Regions from separate parts of the Homo sapiens genome. Here region 1 is linked to region 2. Evidence: read pairs that join two places in POLR2A ChIA-PET (ENCODE). Cell type or tissue: Panc1. All regions are shown on one strand. Links, peaks and the distances in the headings refer to the core of each region. The heading gives the core; the rest is flanking DNA.

The links. Peaks named below come from ENCODE experiments on the same cell type or tissue, not always from the same donor. Only the 100,000 strongest peaks of a DNase experiment are listed, where the experiment ranks them.
Region 1: POLR2A ChIA-PET joins it to region 2 with 5 read pairs; 2 of 35 experiments call an interaction of 5 or more read pairs at or near these places.

What each region holds. Positions count from the first base shown.
Region 1 is chr7:81,017,517-81,028,108 of GRCh38, forward strand. No RefSeq gene overlaps it. Among named protein-coding and RNA genes, the nearest start is that of SEMA3C, 100 kb to the left of the region's middle. In Panc1, for the core only: no CTCF peak of the experiment used is centred there; a DNase peak (open chromatin) is centred at 7,926; H3K27ac peaks cover 1,370 bases.
Region 2 is chr7:81,201,705-81,212,296 of GRCh38, forward strand. No RefSeq gene overlaps it. Among named protein-coding and RNA genes, the nearest start is that of SEMA3C, 290 kb to the left of the region's middle. In Panc1, for the core only: no CTCF peak of the experiment used is centred there; no DNase peak of the experiment used is centred there; H3K27ac peaks cover 1,174 bases.

The DNA of each region.
Region 1 (10,592 bases), core at 3,037-8,036, 180 kb before region 2:
CCTGCCTCAGCCTCCTAAATTGCTGGGATTACAGGTGCCCGCCACCATGCCCAGTTAATTTTTTTTGTATTTTTAGTAGAGACAGGGTTTCACTCCTGTCTCATGGTCAGCCTGACCATGTTGGTCAGGCTGGTCTAGAACTGCTGACCTCGTGATCCACCCGCCTTGGCCTCCCAAAGTGCTGGGACCACCGGTGTGAGCCACCGTGCCCGGCCTGCAATTTGGTAGTTTTTTTTTTTATAAAAATAAAGCAAATTAGAAGCAAATGTTTTTTAAAAACCAAATCATTGTTATTAAATTATTGATAAGTAATAGATCATTATTCCTCTGAGCTCTTGTGGGAAATTCACACTTTTTGGTATTCAGAATTACAATAAATCCAGAAATAGAAATGGAGAGTTATTTCTGTGATTAGGATTTTTAACACTTCATGGTGTGGCTATTTTTTTGGAAAGGATCTTTTAGAAAGATAATCACAACAAAATGTATAAAATAGATCAAGTTATTTTAAATTTTGTTCACTAACTTTTTTTTTTTTTTTTTTTTGAGACAGAGTCTTGCTCTGCCACCCAGGCTGGAGTGCAGTGGCACGATCTCGGCTCACTGCAACCTCTGAGACCTCAGCTCACTGCAACCTCCACCTCTAGGGTTCAAGCGATTCTCCTGTCTCAGCCTCTCGAGTAGCTGGGATTACAGGCACCTGCCACCACGCCCAGCTAATTTTTGTGTGTGTGTTTTTGTTTTTGTTTTGTTTTGTTTTGTTTTGAGACGGAGTCTTGCTCTGTTGCCCAGGCTGGAGTGCAGTGGCGTGATCTTGGCTCACTGCAAGCTCCGCCTCCCGGGTTCAGGCCATTCTCCTGCCTCAGCCTCCTGAGTAGCTGGGACTACAGGCACCTGCCACCATGCCCAGCTAATTTTTTTTTGTATTTTTAGTAGAGACGGGGTTTCACCATGTTAGCCAGGATGGTCTTGATCTCCTGACCTTATGATCCACCCGCCTCACCTCCCAAAGTGCTGGGATTACAGGCGTGAGCCACCGCGCCCGGCCACTCAAAACTATTTCTTTTAAATCTACGTTTAGAAATTGAATTTCACTTTTCTCATGACATTGGTGAGCATCAACATGTACAGGGTTTTCCCAGTGAGGTTTCTGATTTCTTTGGTATATGTCTCAGAACCAAATAAAATAAACTCCCTATTTTGCTCTTATATGTTGTGAGGACTTGGAAAGACAGAGAAAATAAGTACAATATATTATTCAGTAACTTCCAGTAATAGGTAACAAAACTCATACTCAAAATATTGTGTATTTAAATAAATCGCCACTGACTACAATAATAATTTATATCCTAAATTAATGAGTTCTGTTTGTGTAGGATTCCAAATGCTACTACTTTTATTTATTTATTTATTTGAGACAGAGTTTCACTCTTGTTGTCCAGGCTGGAGTGCAATGAGGCAATCTTGGCTCACCACAACCTCTGCCTCCCAGGTTCGAGCAATTCTCCTGCCTCAGCCTCCCTAGTAGCTCATGCACCACCACGCCCGGCTAATTTTGTATTTTTAGTAGAGATGGGGTTTCTCCATATTGGTCAGGCTGGTCTCAAACTCCCGACCTCAGGTGATCCGCCCGCCTCAGCCTCCCAAAGTGCTGGGATTACAGGCGCGAGCCACTGTGCCTGGCCCCAGAATGCTACTAGTTTTAAGTGATGCCAAAATATTTGCATAAAAGAAAAAACTCAATCATCCATTTATTTTCAAATATTCAGATGTTATTCACATCAAACATCCAGATGTGTTATGAAATTTATTTTTTCTTTGATTTATACTAGATAGCTATGTCTGAATGCAACTAATTAGATCCATATACTTCTAATTTAATAAATAAAATGTAAAAAGATTCGTATGTGGAATAGAAGAATGCATTTGAAAGCTTGCAGTAATGCAGATACAGGATCTATTAATACAATCACCATTTTAGAGCTCATTTTGTAAATATAATTTCAATCATATGGCTTCAATCAATTAAAATACTTTGACTTGGATCCTATTAATGTCTATTTGAAGATATAAAATAATAGCTATGCATTGTTCTAACGTAATCCTCAATTCATGAACATGTGTTACACACATTACATCCTTATTAATGGTAACATAGATCAAAAAGGTTGTATTTATAAATTAAAACACATTTTAGTTCATTCAAAGTATATTTTGCTTATACTGACATGACTAAAAACTACAGCATGTATGCAAAAGCATATGTAATCAAATTCACAGATTCTTCGTGCTCATTCATGTTATTCTCTTTAGCACTCTGTCTGTTGAAAATGAAATAACTGGCCAGGCATGGTGGCTCATGCTTGTAATCCCAGCAGTCTGGGAGGCCAAGATGGGCGGATCACGAGCTCAGGAGATCAAGACCATCCTGGTTAACATAGTGAAACCCTGTCTCTACTAAAAATACAAAAAATTAGCCAGGTGTTGTGGCATGCTCCTGTGGTCCCAGCTACTTGGGAGGCTGAGGCAGGAGAATCGCTTGAACGCAAGAGGCGGAGGTTGCAGTGAGTGGAGATCGTGCCACTGCACTCCAGCCTGGATGACACAGCAAGACTCTGACTCAAAAAGAAAAAAAAAAAAGAAATAACTAAATATTTAAGTGATCAAAATGCAAACAAAGATCTAACTAGGAACTAAAATAATTTCCAGCCCAATATTTTAACCTTTAGCTTACCTTCTTAAGATTTGGACACACCTAACTATGTGTCCTTCTAGATTAGCAAAATATGGAATATAAGTGTTCTTGATAGATGGATGCAGGATATATCTACCTAACATTAGTAAAAACAGATTTGAAAGAGAAACTTTTACATTTGCCATAAGATTACAGAAATGATAAAACAATGGCTTTTAATTTACAGTGTCTGAGCTTTAAAAGATGAAGGATTAAACTTTAGGCATAATTTTTATCAAATCAGCTTTTTCTGTCCAAACCATCTTTATGCTCTATTTGGAATTAAAGAATGGGCCAAATATATTTTTTTCTTGGAAGTAACATGATAATTCTCCAAAGAATCTGGTCACTATCTAAAAGCTTGCCTGGCTTTTATTTATTAAAATATTTTGTACTTGCAATTAACCTGCTCATTCTCAAATATAGACCTTCTCCATCACCAAACCCTTTAACACCAGAGCTCCAGGCAGATTGATAATGAACATTACACTGCTTCACTGCTTTCCTTTTGTATTTTTCTTAATATGGTTGAACTTAAATTATATAACAAGTGAATGTTCAATTTTCATAGTTTTCAATGTCTGGTTATATGTTCTTCAGCATTATAAATTAAGTAAACCAGAGAAATAAAGACAGAAGTACTCAAATGAGTGAATTCAAATTTCTATTAATATCTGATAAAATGTTTATTGGAAAATAGTGTTAAAATCTATAGGTAAATTAAGATTTGCATATCTTTCATTGTATTCATGATTACTATTAATTATGCAGACAAGGGTGGCTTTTGGTAGTGACAAGCTAATTGCAGTTCTTGGAACCAGGTAGATTATTTGGCTCCATTCAGAAATTATATGACGTGTTAATGATTGTCTTCACTGATTTTTCTTCTTAAATGCCCACAGGTAACCAACCAAATAAAATAATTCCAGAGAATAGTACCAACAGGTAGGATAATTTATTCATTTATTAATTCAACTATTTACTGATTACCTACTGTGTGCAAAGCATAGTTCTAGAAATGTAGAAATAAACTAAAACAAACAACAAACTATTTCTTGACTCCTATGACCTAGTGGTGAGGGATAGACAATAGACAGAATAACATTATACTGTATTAGAAAATTCATATTAATATGAAGAATAGAAGGTATGCAAGGTGATAGGAAATATTGAGGCATGTTGCAGTATTATATAAGGTAGCAAGAAGGCCTCTCTATGGATGACATTTCAGGAAACATTTGAAGTAAATTTTCGCATGATTCATTTAGGTATCTAGTCTGGGAGCAGCATCGTGGACAGAGTGGGACAGGATTCAGATACAGGGGCTCTGAGTGGGGAGCTCCTGTCATGTATGAGAGACATGATGGAGTCCTACGTGGCAAGATCAGAGGGAGAAAGAAGAGAGCAACAGAGATGTGGTCAGAAAGGCAATGGTTGGGGGCAGATTAAATAAAGTCCAGATTACTTAATGGTTTGAATTTTTTTTTTTTTTTTTTTGAGACGGAGTCTTGCTGTGTTGCCCAGGCTGGAGTGCAGTGGTGCGATCTCGGCTCACTGCAAGCTCCGCCTCCTAGGTTCATGCCATTCTCCTGCCTCAGCCTCCCAAGTGGCTGGGACTACAGGCGCCCACCACCACGCCCGGCGAATTTTTTGTATTTTTAGTAGAGATGGGGTTTCACCATGTTAGCCAGGATGGTCTCGATCTCCTGACCTCATGATCCGCCCGCCTCGGTCTCCCAAAGTGCTGGGATTACAAGCGTGAGCCACCACGCCCGGCTAATGGTTTTCAAAAGTTCTCTATGAAGTTTATTCATAGTAAAGTTAGTGATTTTAAAACTGAATTATATTCAATAAGAATTAATGCTTCAGCATGAATTTGGAAAATGAGTATTACTTATATTCTTTTCAGGTTAATGGAAATTCCAGGCAAGGGAATACTATAGTGCGCTGTCCCTGTCCTTGCCTTATGAAAAGGTATATTGATGGCTGGGCGCGGTGGCCTCACGCCTGTAATCCCAGCACTTTGGGAGGCCAGGCGGGCAGATCACCTGAGGTAAGGAATTCGAGACCAGCCTGGCTAACATGGTGAAACCCCATCTCTACTAAAAAAAACAAAATTAGTTTGGCATGGTGGCACACGCCTGTAATCCCAGCTACTTGGGAGGCTGAGGCAGGAGAAACGCCTGAACCCGGGAGGCAGAGGCTGCAGTGAGCCGAGACCACGCCATTGCACTCCAGCCTGGGCAACGGAGTGAGACTACATTTCAAAAAAAAAAAAAAAAAAAGGAAAAGTATATTGGCAATTTGGGTGAAAGCATGGAAATAATATTTATCATATCTCAAGTTTAAATAAAGCAAGAAATGGCTAATATAAAACACTAAGCTCAAATAACTAGAACCAAACTTAGAAAAATAAATACAACTGTATTTCATTTCAAAATAACAAATTACATAATTTAGGAAATTTCTATTGATAAGAAATCCAGTAACATTAGAAAAATAACATTCAGATCATGAGACGTAACTGTCTCTCGTACTTCTCTTGTCGCATCATCGGGTGTATTGTGTTTTATTCTTGGAAACACATTTTAAGAGGACACTAATAAACTGCATTATGCCAAGTAGAAGATACAATGGAAATTCAGGATGATAAGGGATCAGGAAACAATTTTATAAATTATGCAACATATTAAATATAACTCCAAGATTTTACCCTTGTACTCCAACCCCTACTGATAGTCTATTGTCAACACTGCAGCAGAGCTCATCTCTTAAAAATATGTCACAAAATGTCTCTTCTCCTCTTAAAACTCTACAGTAGCTCCACAAAGTCCTTACAAGTGTCTGCAAAGCTGCATATAACCCTTCCTCCATCACCCCTCTTAGCTTGTTGGCTTCTACAATCTTCCTGTTTGCTCACTCTGCTCGGGTCACTGTGGCTGCTTTGCCGCTTTGCGTAAGGTTGTTCTTTCCACCTGGAACACTCTTCCCCAGTCACACGGCTAATCTCCCTCATTCTTTCAAGCCCTTGTTCGAATATCACTCCAAAGAAACCTACTCAGGGCACTCTATGAAACTTGCAAGCCATCCTTTTTCCTGAATCCCCATTCCTTCACCTGGCATTCGTTTCCACAGGACTTACCGATATTTAAAAATTATTTAAATATTTCACTTATTGACTATGGTTGTTGTTATGTTTGATTTGTTTGTTTTCAGCTATCTCTCTTTGCTAAAATGAAAGCTCCATAGGCGCAAGGGTCCTCTTTTTGTTCATGGATCTGTCCTGAATTCTCAAAATGAAATAGGAAATGTAGTAAGATGTCAATAAATACTTTTAAAGTGTCGTTCTTTCAACAAAAAAAAGACAAAGCCTTATGATGTTAGAAGTCCCTTAATAAAAACTGTAGTAGATTTAAACTTTCACTGTATAGTATAGTATAGACCAATAAAGCAATAACAATACAATGATGAAAATGTTTGCCACAGTATCCAGGTTAGTAGCCACTAGTCACATACGGTTCTTGAGCACTTGAAATGTAGCTGGTATGGCTGAAGAACTGAATTGTTTATTTAAGTTTAATTAAAATTTACATTTATATAGCCACATAGGCTAGTGGTAACCTCATAGGAAAATGTAGCTCTAGAAAGCATAAACTAAAGCCACTGAGTAAAGGTTAATGTGAAATCGTTTTGTTGAATTAAGGAAGAACATCCCAATCAGAGTTATCCAAAAATGGAATGGGCTGTCTCACAAATAGAATGAGCTCTACCTCAACAAAGTAGTTTCAACAGTGGCTAGAGGGTTACAGAATTGTTACTGCAGAGATATATGCCCAGGTAGGTTTTTTTGTTTGTTTTTGTTTTTTTGTTTTGTTTTATGAGACGGAGTCTTGCTCAGTTGCCCAGGCTGGAGTGCAGTGGCCTGATCTTGGCTCACTGCAAGCTCCGCCTCCTGGGTTCACACCATTCTCCTGCCTCAGCTTCCCAAGTGGCTGGGACTACAGGCACCTGCCACCATGCCCGGCTAATTTTTTTTTTGTATTTTTAGTAGAGACGGGGTTTCACCATGTTAGCCAGGATGGTCTCGATCTCCTGATCTCGTGATCCACTCGCCTTGGCCTCCCAAAGTGCTGGGATTACAGACGTGAGCCACCGTGCCTCGCCATGCCCAGGTAGGTTTGATGCACTACTAAGTTAATGTAATTTCCAAATTCAGTGCCCTATTATGCTTTTTAGAGCTGAAATCCATGTCTACTGAAATGTGTTTAGTAATCCTATAATGGAAGAAAATACAGTATTCCAAAAGTAATAAGTAGTATACTTATTTATACTTATCACTTTAAACAATTTTTTCTTTAAATTCTGTTAGTGAAGGGCAATGGAGAATATATATACACACACACACACACACACACACACACACACATATAAAAGATAACAGAACAAAACAGTTGTTTTGTCATCACTTTTGGATATGAAGCCAGGCTCTTTAATGTAATATAAGGAGTGTGGACTTTAGAGTCATAGCGAGAGTCATGGAGGCTCCAGATACTCTGAGGAATTACCATTCTCTGATGGTTGAAGACTACTACATGTCCATCAGTGTCGGTCTTCTTTACTTTCATAGTAATAGAATTGTGTCTAGCTATGGCTGCCCACCCAGGAAAAACATGTCCCTAAGTCTCTGCAGTAGTCGTTGATATGGGACTAAGCTCTTGCCACTGCAGTACAAAACAGAAGTAATGTGTGCAACTTCTGCTTTGCTAATTTAAGAGGGAATCTTTAGCTCTAGCCATCTGTTCTTTGTCTCGTTCCACTGGCTAAAATGGCAATAATCAAAGAGACCTTGAATTTTTTTAACAATGTGAATATATTATTTGTTCAATAAGTTAAAAACACATCTATTACATTTTAATCTATATCGGGACTAGTTAATAACATAGAAAACATAAGGTGTTTCCCTCAAAGCAAAAAAAGTGTTTTAAGTATCTGATTTTCTCAAAATCAAAACTGTTGTGATTTCTTTCTCAACAATCTAATGTTAGATTTGCAATACAAAGTTTGGCAATAGTCCTGATACAGTGATGAACATGACAGGACAAACTTTATGATTGCTACTATGACTGGTGACTTTACTTTTTAATTTGAAAAGCTTCATATGCAAAAGGAAAAGTCTATTTAAAGCAATGGCAAAGGCACTGGTGGGCAGGTGCCTTTCTTTTTTTCCTATATGGTACTTAGTGTTTGATGACGACAAACACACTTAGATTTAAGACTGTAATTTTAGATGGCATTCAAAGGATATGAATCAGTTTCCTGATACAAACATGTAATTAAAATCAAACAATGAGAATTGTTAAACATGGCATTGCCCAACAGATTGTTTAATGATGGACTTCCTTTCCCCCCTAGTTGAAAGGTAAGGGTTCGTTGCAACTATTCAGTAGTCTAAATACAATTTGTGACTTAAAATATTTTTCAAAAAAAGTGTTCACCTTCTGTCTATATTTTCTCATGGGTGAATGTCAGGATTAATAGACATTTTATTTATTTATTATTTATTTATTTATTTTTTGAGATGGCGTCTTGCTCTTTCAACCAGGCTGGAGTGCAATGGCGCGGTCTCGGCTCACTGCAAACTCCACCTCCTGGGTTTAAGTGATTCTGCTGCCTTAGCCTCCCGAGTAGCTGGAACTACAGGCATGTACCACCACACCTGGCTAATTTTTGTACTTTTAGTAGAGACGGGGTTTCACTATGTTGGCCAGGCTGGTCTTGAACTCCTGACCTCGTGATTCGCCTGCCTCAGCCTCCCAAAGTGCTGGGATTACAGGCGTGAGCCACCGTGCCCAGCCCAATAGGCATTTTATTAAGCAAAAGTGTTTTTGTTTGTTTGTTTGTTTTGTTTTGTTTTCCCACCAAAGTTTGCCAAAAGTCAAAGGTTAGCTGAAAAGACTCATTGTATTTCTGATATAATGAATTGTAATTAGGGTACCTAAAGTTTATCATAATAAATAGGACATTTAGTTTATAATATAAGCAGATGGAAAAGTTTACCCAACTTACCTAAAAAGATAGGGTTTTGTATTGTTGCCATTTTCTATTATTCTATTCTCCAAGTTTAACAAAAACACATTCAATTCCAGTACTCGTTAGAAGTTTTAGCAAGTTATTGAAATCATATATAATCAGGTCTGTTTACCCAGGAGAGTACTAAAATCCTGAAGATTTTCTCTTGGGTAAAATAGTCTATCATTTTAAAAGGATCTGAAAGAATTCCTAAAACATTTGACATGCATTAAGTTACAAGGTTATAAATGAATATATTCCAATATGCTAGTAGAACAAAAGTCAACTTTCTAAAACATATTCTTAAGGCAAATTCTACCAAACATACAGTGATTATAAAGATAAGGAGGCAGGTAGAAGAGAAAGATAATTATTTATATGTTTAATCTTTGTAAATAAATCAAGTCTATGCTATAAACCTCAAATCCTCCAAGAAAATGAACAAATGCATTCAGTTTCAAAATCACTTTAACTCATTTCTCCTAAAACTTCTCTAATTCAGTCACACCATAAACCACTCCTTAGTTTCCTACTTTAACATTTGCCTTCTGATACCACAAACTGAACTGCATAAATCAAGAAGGCAGAAATGGAGGAATATTGGAATATACATAATGATTATGCAATAAAAATGAGATTCAGGTTTTGGAATAATAGTCCAATCTATTTTAATTTTTTTGCTTTGGTTTTTAGAAGACTTTTTCCATAAACACAAAAGTAGATTTCTTTAGATTTGAGGCATTTTTAAACCTCTTTAGCTGAGTAGTCTCGGAATTTTTATATTTATCTTGTAAAAATATTAAGCAAGGGTGATTTCAGTTCCATCTCACTTTATATACTCTGAATAAAAATCTAGATGATGAAATAAATTAACAAACAAGACGGATTTGTATAGCCGGGTGCGGTGGCTCACGCTTGTAATCCTAGCACTTTGGGAGGCTGAGGCGTGTGGATTGCCTGACTTCAGGAATTCAAGACCAGCCTGGGCAACACAGTGAAACCCCGTCTCTACTAAAATACAAAAAAATTGGCCGGGCATGGTGGTTCACGCCTGTAATCACAGCAGTTTGGACTTTGGAAGGCCGAGGCGGGTGCATCCTGAGGTCTGGAGTTCGAGACCATCCTGGCCAACATGGTAAAACCCTGTCTTTACTAAAAAAAAAAAAAAAAAAAGAAGGATTTGTATATTGTGTTAATTGTGCAAAGTGTTTTTAACTTATAAAAGCAGATAATGGGTTTCCAGTTGAGAAAAGATGGTGTAAATTCATTTCTTTATGTTCTTCCATGCAAAGTGAAACTATAAACCCTGAAAATAACACCAGAGGCAGACAAAGGAGAATTTTGAAACATGTAATAAGGAAGACAGAATGACTAGAGAACTCAAGACTGGAAATTCAATATTTTAAGGTAGCTGAGTACCTTAAAACCCTTACCCAACAGAAAAAGATGATCTAAGCCCAAGCCAGTAACAGAAGGCAGTCCACCTAGATGAATTCCTCCACCTGAGTGTCCAATAGATCAACAGGTGCAAAACCAAGATGAAAAAAGGTGCTAGAATTATCTGACGAGGAATTTAAAGCAAGGATCACAAAAATGCTTCAACAAGCATTTTTGCTATTTTTTTATTACTAGGCATATTCTCCAAGTTGAACAAAAACACATTCAATTCCAGTACTCTTTAGAAGTTTAAGAAAGTTATGTAAATCATTTATAATCAGGTCTATTTACTCAGGAGGGTACTAAAATCCTGAAGATTGAATCAAATGTGAAAATCAGAATGTCTCCACAA
Region 2 (10,592 bases), core at 3,218-8,217:
ATTTTAAACAATTAAAAGATTGGTTACTTTAAATTCAAAATTTAAGTCCAATGTATCTGTAAATTCCATATTTTTCTGCTATATTATGTTGTTTCATTTCTTTTGCTACTGAAAAGGAATTTTTTATTGTTGTTAAGTTTAATTTATTGTGAATGGAGAAACAGGACTGAAGTGAACAATCACACAGATTAAATTATAAAGTCAGAGTACATAAATTGTACTCAATTTATGTACTTCACCCAATTATCATAAGTTTTTACATTAGGCTTTATCTCCATTAAAAAATTAATATAAACATCTATGCATTTGGTTATCGTAGGTTAACATTAGTTGAGGGTCAACTCTTTGTCAGTCACTGAACCATTTACATATATTATTGCTGGTATTCTTCATAACAAAAATATAAATTATGCACTAGTATCATTTCCGTAATACAGAGAAGGAAAATGAGACAGGAGAGGTTATTTAACTTGCTTAAATCTATGCAATCAGTTAGTGGTACAGCCAGGTTTAAGAGAAACAAGAATTGGTCCTCCAGCATCACATATGTCCTCGTTTAGTTACTGTGAGATTACTTTATAGATTGAGCTTTCAGTAAATAATCCTTATGGAAAAAGAATCATTAAATCAATGCGATAGTAAATTCTTTTCATGGAAAAAAGAATCATGAAATCTACAATTCTAGAAAAATTGCTCTTCAGGTGCAGCTAAATGGCTATGTTTGTGTCATAGTATGTGACTATTGTAACCTTACTATAAACTTATTTGTGGTTGTTAAAAACATAGTCTATAATATAGCATGTGTAATTGCTCATTAATAACGTGGCTAATGTATGAATTAAAAAATACCTTAAATAACTTTAAAATTAGAGCAATATATTTTCATGACTTTAATTAACAAGGAACTATATTTAATTTTGCACTCTTTCTCTCTATAAACACACGCACATACACACAGAGAGAGAGAGTGAGTGATTTACTTCTAATTCTGATGTGCACAGACAGCATATGTTTTGTTTTTTACCAAATTGGTATGAGGAATTGATACTATCATCATTTTTAGATGTGTCCACTTAAGTTTCCAAGATCAAAACATTAGAAACACACATAGAATATTCACCTAATGTACCCTGTCCATTTTATGCAGATTCCTAAAATTAAAAAAAACCTTAATACTTCCTTTAGCAACATTTCTTTTGAAAAAGAAGATAAAAGTAATAATTTGCTGTATAGTTACTCATATTCAAATAGAAATAGCAGTGTTTAATAGCATTATGCATAAACTGATAAATAGAAGCACAAAGAAGACCCACTTCTAATTATGCTCAAAAGGTTATATAACTTTTCTTTAAAATAGCTCCGTGCATGAGTGATTAAAAAAGCAGTGTCCGGCCAGGCATGCTGGCTCACACCTGTAATCCCAGAACTATGGGAGGCAGAGGTGGGCGAATCACCAGACTTCAGGAGTTTAAGAGCAGTCTGGCCATCATGGTGAAACCCCGTCTCTACTAAAAATACAAAACTTAGCTGAACATGGTGGCATGACCCTGTAATCCCAGTTACTTGGGAGGCTGAGGCAAGAGAATCTCTTGAACCTGGGAGGTGGAGGTTGCAGCGGGCCGAGATCACGCCATTGGACTCCAGCCTGGGCGACACAGTGAGACTCTGTCTCAAAAAAAAAAGCAAAAAAAAAAAAGCAGTGTCCTTAAATAGAATGACAAAGATTGGTGAGTGGCACCACTTTGTTGGGGGGGTGGGGAGGCTGAAATATGTTAAGCAAAAGGTGACACAATTTCAGATACTTGATTTTACCACGATCTTTATCCATGTGGCTACATGGCCGTCAAAAATACATACTTATTAGTAAAACTGGACCATTTCCTTCTGGAAGCTGATGTCTATTGGAGAATGCATCTATTATACTTATGTATTCAGAAACACTGCAGACTCTTTTCCAAGCAGATTTACATTGATCTGCCTTAATATTCTATACATTACTTTTTAGTCAAAACTATATTTCAACTGGCTTCTATCACTTCTCAACTAAGTGAAATTAGTTTTTTGGTCTTTTTTTTCCACCTGTATACCATTATCAACTAGCATAGTGTTCAATATAATAACGACTCAGTAAGAATTTATAGGATTAACTCACTAATTAAACTGACCAGCTGGGCGCGGTGGCTCAAGCCTGAATCCCAGCACTTTGGGAGGCAGATGCTGGTGAATCACTCGAGGCCAGGAGTTTGAAAGTAGCCTGGCCAACATGGTGAAACCCCGTCCCTACTAAAAATACAAAAATCAGCCAGCATGGTGCTGCGCACCTGTAGTCCCAGCTACTCGGGAGGCTGATGCAGGAGAATCGCTTGAACCTGGGAGGCAGAAGTTGCAGTGAGCCAAGATTGCGCCACTGCACTCCAGCCTCGGCAACAGAGCAAGACTCTGTCACAAAAAATAAAAATAAAAAATAAACTGAGCATTCATTATAGAATTCCAACTATAAAGTAGGCTCTTGATGGATAGTTGAAAATTAACTTATTAAGATGTTTACTTTTATGTGAGTGAATATTTGCATAGTATGTAGAACAGTTTAACTTTTATGTTACCTTTACTGTTATACAGATCACATCCTTTTGCATGCTATGGTCTAAAGAGAACTCTAATGTAAAATTATGTAAAACTCCATTGATGTTTTTATGTTTTTTTCATTTTGTTTTGTTTTTATTTTTTCAAGACAGGGTCTCACTCTGTTGCCTAGGCTAGATTGCAGGGGTGCGATCATAGCTCAACGCAGCCTCGATCTCCCCAGACTCAAGCAATCCTCCCACCTCAGTCTCCCAAGTAGCTAGGACCACAGGCGCATGCCACCACGCCTGGGTATTTTTTGTATTTTTTGTAGAGAGGGGGTTTTGCCATGGTGCCTAGCCTGGTCTTGAACTGAAGACTTGGTCTCAAGCTATCTTCCTGCCTTAGCCTCTCAAAGTGCTGGTCTTACAGCCATGAGCCACCACACCTGGCCTAATGTATGGTTTTTACAGAATTAGCTGGACATATTACTGTCTTATGTACCTTGAAACATGCTCTCTCTATGGTAAAACAATTGAGTTTGGAGATGACTTCCAGATATTCTTGACTTTTTTAATGCTCTTCTGCCCTGTTGAACTATCTTACTTTTTCATAAACTGTTCATTTATACAACAGGTGAAGTAACAGCTAGTAGAATTCTGCAGTAGAATATTTTTGTCCTACATATTTACAGATAGTGCCCAGATGGCAGATGAGTTACCATAGGCTAGAAACAAAGAAAGCAAAATAAAACAATGGTAGGCGAGGGGGAGAGACAAAAAAAGGAGAGTGAGAAAGAGGAGAAAGAGCAAAAGAGAGGAGGGAAGAGGAAGAAACAGAAAAGGAGGGGAGGAAAAGGGAGGAGAGGAGAGAGAGAGAGAAGAAAGAAAAAAAAGAGGACTGGGCCGGGCATGGTGGCTCATGAGGCTTATGACTATAATCCCAGCACTTTGGGAAGCCGAGGTGGGCTGATCACCTGAGGTCGGGAGTTTGAGAGCAGTCTGACCAGCATGGAGAAAACCTGTCTCTACTAAAAATACAAAATTAGCCGGGAGTGGTGGCACATGCCTGTAATCCCAGCTACTGGGGAGGCTGAGGCAGGAGAATCGCTTGAACCCGGGAGGCGGAGGTTGTGGTGAGCCAAGATTGCACCACTGCTCTCCAGCCTGGACAACAAGAGCAAAACTTTCTCTCAAAAAAAAAAAAAAAAAAAAAAAAGACTGTAAAGTATTTTCAGTTGAACTAGAGACAGTGTCTCCACTACAAACAAAGAAGGGCCGATCCAGTCCAACAGAATATAGGTTTCTTTTCTCCATCTCTTTTAAGGAAACTTTCAAATCGGCACAAAAATTAGAACTAGAGCTGAACAGCCATTTAGGGAGATGAGGGCATCTCATCTTGTTTATAAGAAATACCTGACCCAGAATTTCTCCTACATAGGCCAAGCCTCCACTTTGCCTTTGCCATTATTATTATTACTATTATTTGAGACAGAGTCTGGCTCTGTTGCCCAGGCTGGAGTGCAGTGGCACGATCTTGGCTCACTGCAAGCTCCGCCTCCCGGGTTCACGCCATTCTCCTGCCTCAGCCTCCCGAGTAGCTGGGACTACAGGTGCCCGCCACCACACCCAGCTAATTTTTTTGTATTTTTAGTAGAGTCGGGGTTTCACCATGTTAGCCAGGATGGTCTCGATCTCCTGACCTCCTGATCCACCATCCTCGGCCTCCCAAAGTGCTGGGATTCCAAGCGTGAGCCACTGCACCTGGTCGACATTCTTAAAAAAATGTGGAGATAACAACGTTCAGTAAGGGTATATGTTGAAAGTGAAGAAGTATTACTCTTGTTAGAATAAAATTGGTACGTGATTTAAGACGGGTGAATGTTCTCATGCACTCCAAGTTTCATACTACTGTATCAGAGGTATATGAAATTGATGACAGAGACCTGAAATATATGTACTTTTTAATGCTTTCATTTGTTAAATATCCTCTTGTTTTAGTTTCTTCTAAGAAATTTGTTGGGAAATAGGGATACAAATGTGAATAAGACAGTGTTTTGCCTTCCAAAGCTGTGGTTGAGTGGGGGAAATGCAGACTGCCAAACACACCAAGATTCATCTCGTATTAAATGGTATAGAAAGAGAAACAGGATGATATGAAAACACGTAGAACTGACATTTGTCATTCAGGATATCTGATTGACATTAATCACTTGAAAGGCTTTTGGAGGAAGAGCCACCTGAAATGCGTCCTAGGGACTAAGGAGGAATTAGCCAGGGAGGAGGAAGAGCTTTTAGGCTGAGATAAAATATGTGTAATAGGATCAAAAAGTGGAGATATTTCATCATGGCTGAGAATTAATGGTGACACGATTGGTATGTTATGTTAAAGAACATTTACTTAATGTTTTATAATGTGAATACTATTTAGTGCTGTAGTATATTTATATATGCATTTTAAAGCAATCAGTATTTCATAAGAGTAGATGTTTTCTGAAAGAGATTAAGAGCAGACATAGCAATATGAATTTGTTATTTGTGGTGATTAAGGTTACAAAAGGTTAGTGGCCTGAATGAGATAGCTTCTTATCAAATGGAAGAAGTGAAAATGGGGAAGGCAGTGAGAAAGAGAAATAAAGTATAACTCCAGATAAAGACTATCAAGAAGATAGATGGTAGCACCAGGACTGTCCAAAGTAGACGTGAAAACCCAGATGATGGTTTCTTTTTTAGGCATATTCAGCTTGATTGGTAAAAATATTTAATGTGTAATTGAATTAATATCTGTGGCACTTAGGAATGAGAATGAGGCTCATATTAATTTGAGTCACCAAAATACATGAGACAGTTTAAGCAATGGAAATGGATGGAGTCACGCAGTTAGAGATGCTGGAGTATTGAAATTATAAGGGGTGGCTCAAGAAGAGGAACTACTAACAGAGAACAAAATGGAGTGGCTGGAGAGATAAGAAGAAACCAGAAATAAGATATTATGAAGTGCAAAAACAGCATGTTCAAGGATAAGTAAAACAAGACTGCAGAGGATCTTTATTTAGGAATAAATCTGTTATTAGAAATATTGGCAAAAACATTTTCAGAGCAATGCTAGAAAAAATGGTGTAAAAACGAGTCTGGACTAATATTATTAATTGTAAAGAGAAATAAGGAAATAGCTGAGAATATATTGAGTTGAGGAGTGTTGTTTCATTTTCTTGTGTACTTTGCATAATATTTTTATGGTAAAAGTTACTTGTATATGTTTAAAAGCTATTGTAAAGGAGCCAGTAGAAAAGGATAGGATGAAGATACAGGAGAGAGAAGATCAACAGTAAGATCTAGGAGGTGAAGGCAGATACTAACGTATCCAGGGGACAAGATGCAGGATTTGTATCTCATTATCATGAGAGAGAAACAACAAAAGAAGAGTAAAACCTCAGATTCTCTGAGAGGTGGATTCATAAGGCTGTTTCTATACATCTTCTTAGTGTTGCTGTGCCTTGCTCCAATATGACTGTATAGAGAAAGCATAATGTTTTTGTTATGTTTTTTAACTACCATTATACTGATCTGCCTCCAGAGTCTATACACAGCTGTTATCTGAAAAATAAACTCAGTACCTAATCCTGTGAAAGCTTAGCCAGAATCACACAATTCCAACAATCCCTCCAGTTTTTCTTGTATAAAATTACTCAGGCCTCGTCATTGCTGACATGCTTCTGATTATAGATATCTAAATGAATTCCTGAAGGAGTATAAGGACTTTCTCTCCTGTGGCTGTCTCCCGCTGATCCTTTAGTCTAAGAAGTTTGTTCTTCGTCGGTCCATTCCTGCAATCAGTGTTGGCCTCTGATGCACAAGTCTGTGGTGAATGAATTCATAGAGTATTCTTTTTGTGCAAGCAATCTAGGAAGTACTCGGCATTTCTCTTTTGCTGATGGGGTTTCTTCTTAGTTCTTGCTGGCTGCCCATCTCCACCCTCTGCTGTGAGACCTTCCCTTAGAAGCCATAAAGCAGTTCTTTAGTCTCAAATCAGAGTCCACATCTCCTAACAACAGTGAGCAGCTTAGGTAAAGCTACATGACTTACATCCTGTTTATTTATTTATTTATTCATTATTCTTTCATCTATTTATTTTTTTCTTGGTCCGACCAAGTTTGCCAAATTGTTATGTGCCAGGTTAGTAAAGAAGTTTTTTTTTTTTTTTTCTTTCAGAACCCAGCAATAGATTGAAGTCCTTTTGCTTTGCAATAAATGTTATCCTCACTTGTTTAACACATCTTCCCACTAAGGAGCTTCAAAGACCCAAAGAAAGTGAGCAGATTTATTTTCCCCTCATTCTCTCTGTTCCCTATTGTAACTATCCTCCAGGGCTAGAAAAGGAGCAAGACTAGGTTTACTAAATCCTCCCCTCTAATTCTATCTAAGCCTTAATTAAGTGAGCTGAGATATCCTTTTCATCCTGTGAATAAACTCTAGGAAATGGCTCCTCTGGCCTTGAGCTGGATATGAGAAACAAGAAAAGCAAAAGGAATTAGCTAATCTTTTCTACTGCCTTGCCAAGAGATCTAGTACCAGCCTTCTCCCTGACTGGATAGATGTTGGAATGACATACAGTTTAATAAAGAAATTAATACCAGCCTTCTCCCTGACTGGATAGATGTTGCAATGACATACAGTTTAATAAAGAAATTAATACACGACAGGTTTTGAAGGAGACATTCCAAGAAAGAAGAACGTATTACCCTATTGATTGAGGTGAATATTCAAAGCCAGCAATAACCAGGAGCATGGGTGAAGTATAAGCCGCAACAGGCATCCCATCAGCCTGTCAACAGAAAGTTCAGGGCACAGCAACACTGAAGACACAAGGACCAACAATGGCATAAGCCATATCTTCAACAGAAAATCAGGTGCAACAGACTGATAACAGAGTGTCATGGCCTTGAGAATAAACCCTATCTAGTTCGTTTCCTGAAGAGAAAGGAGAGTGAGGCAACCAACTGGAAGAGGTGGTAGGATCAGCAGCCCAGCATGATGAGTAAGCATGTCTTGAGAATTTTCAAAACATTTACAAAATGGTTCTTAGCCTTGACTACACCTTAGTGCCACCTTGGAGCACTTTCAATGATCCAGGTGCCCAGGCAGTGCCCTATGACATCAGAATCTCTGGTTATAAGACTCATAGTTTTAAAACTCCCTAGGTGATTCCAATGTACAGCCAAGTTTGAGAACCACTGCACCAGAGGAAGAAAGCTAAACAGAGACTGGAAATTCTGCTTTTATGAAATTGAGGGCTATTATACTATCATAATCTCTTTTTAACGTGGACACAATTTTTTTACAAACTATAAGATATTATACTATGGTTATTATTTCTCTAAAGTTTATGTGTAAGAGGTATAAGGGGCTTTTGCTTAGGTTGTCCAGTATTTCTCCAGACCTGTGGATCTCTTTCATATTATTTTCCAGACTACTCCAGTGAGGATAGAGAAATGAGAAAATTTTGGCTAAAAAATAACAAAAATGGATCTGAAAAATTAAATTACAAGCTAGAGGCTACATGGATCTTAAAAGAGTTGTTGGTGTTTTGTTTTGTTTTTGTAGAACTCACAACTAAACTTTTCACCTCCATCAATTAAAAGAAAAAAAATCTCTTTCCATTTGCAAACAACCAAAGCTCTAAGCTCTGGGTTTATGAAAATTGAATTATGTGTAATACTGTTCCAGCTATCAATTAGACAAGAAGTCATCATTAAGAAGTTCTGCGAAAAAAAATCACTCACATTTGCAAATCAACCGAGTATTTCATTGCAAACGTAAATGGGAAAGTGTTTGCTTAATTAATGTTTTCTCCAAGGGAACTAGAAAACTCTATTATCTGATTTTCAACACAGGCCCAAGCATTGTTTATCATTGTATACTGTCCCTTTAAAAATGGCATTTTTCTAATGCTAAAATGATGTTAGCTTGTGTATTAATTCAGATATTTCACTGGTGATGTCAGCCTGACAGCATGCATGGTGAGAAAGCATTACACACTGCCTAATGGGAATGTAATCCTGGAGGAGATAGATAGACATAAATTGCACTTTTGGGTCCATGACAACCATCACTAGGAAAATGGATATTATTAACAAATTTTGGAAAGGTTAGTAAGCCTTGTGTGTGTAAGAATATTTAAAAGACATGATAAAACGCAGGTACTGGATACAAAATAAGAGATGCAAAGAACAGGGAAGACCTTTGGTAGAGTGTATTGGCAAGCAAGCATCTGGTTTTAACATCCAGGGATAATATTTTGCAACAGATCACAGTAAAACATATAAAACCTTTAAAGCCTCCCAACAAAATCTTTCAGACTTTTCTGCCAACTCCCACTCAGAATTACAGAGTATTTTGACCTAGATGGGATTTTTAGATATCAGGAAATATTATATTGGAATAATACCTACTCTCCTTCAGTTGCACTTTTGCCAGTTACTTGCTATCAGATATTGGACAAATTATTTAAACTATCTGACTGCACTAAGGTTGTGACGATTAAACAAATAACATGTCTTACTCATAGATGATGCTCCAGAAATGTTAGTTGAGTAATTCACAGATTAAGATTTGAGTGACTACTTTTTGGCAACACAACTAGCCATTGGCAGAACTGGGACCAGAACCACAGACTTCTGGCTCCTTTAAAATATTTTCAGTTTTCCTCCTCTCTTCTAAAAATCAGAGGCAATGTTATGATTCTTAAGGTTTCTTAGAATTTGTCACAAGACTCCCAAACTCTTTGGAAGGAAAGAGACCACTAAGTGACTTTTACATAAGATGCCTGCTGATACCAGTATAGATAATTCTCAAATTCTTTAAAATTAGAGCTTTGAAGTCATGAAGGAATATTTTGAATCCTTAACCAATGTGGTTTTAATTTTGAATTTTTCCCCACATAACCCTTCTCCTCATTTCAGGGAGACATAGTATTTTAGTTTCACTGCCTCAAGAAAGGAAAGATACAGCAAAAAAGAAAAGAAATAAATAAAACAATGAGAAATAAGTAAGGACTCATGTTGTGGATTTCAAAATCTACTTTTGAATTCAAGGGAGCCCCAACTACCTTAAGACAAAAGACTTAAATTGCATGGTAAGGGTTTTTTTCAGCATTAAGAGTTAAATTCCTGACTTAAAATAACTAACAGAGAAAAATACATAACTTTAGAATTAATTTTCCTTACCTGGTAAATCTCGATAAAGCACCACAGAAGTTACAAGATACAGTAAGAAAAGAAAGATAGCCATGGACCAGTGTCCTCTTGAATTAGAGATTATTCTGACTGCACTCCTGGGTAGAGTGACAGAGCATCCAGCTTTCTGATTGGAATACTTTAAACATTTAGAACACTCCCAAAACCATGACCCTGTGAATACATAGTGATGTTTACGTGAGTTATTTGGCTGATGGACACGAGGCCCAGAGGCCCTGTAAACCTCAATAGGTTCTAGGAGTGAGCAGACAAGTCATTTTATACCACATGTATTGCACATGAGTGGCACAGTCGGGACTTAGAGAACCAGCAGTCTGCAGAGGGAGGGATGAGGAAGCCGCTGTGGAATGCGTCACATTACCTTCCAAATATAATACAATAGCTTCAGCTTGTGCTGATGTGGAGGCTTATATGGAAGGAGTAGACAGCAGGAGAGCCTGCCGAGCACAGAGATTCCAAGCTGAAGTTCCAGAGTTCCAGTATTGCGTTCAAACTCCAGCTCTGTTTCTTAAGTGCTGCATAAACCTGGCCCAGTTTTTAAACTCTGTGCATCAGTTTTCCTATCTATAAAATGCACATTGTAATAATAGTACTTACTTCACGGGCTGTTATGAAGGCTGGGTGAATTCAGATATGTAAAGGACCTAGCATAGGGTTATATGAGTGTTTCATATATGTTAGCTATTTTTATTCTTAATGGTCATCTCAGCAGATGCTAGCTATGGATAGATGTAATGCAAGGACTAGATTCTTGCAGCTTGCTTTTACCACGTTC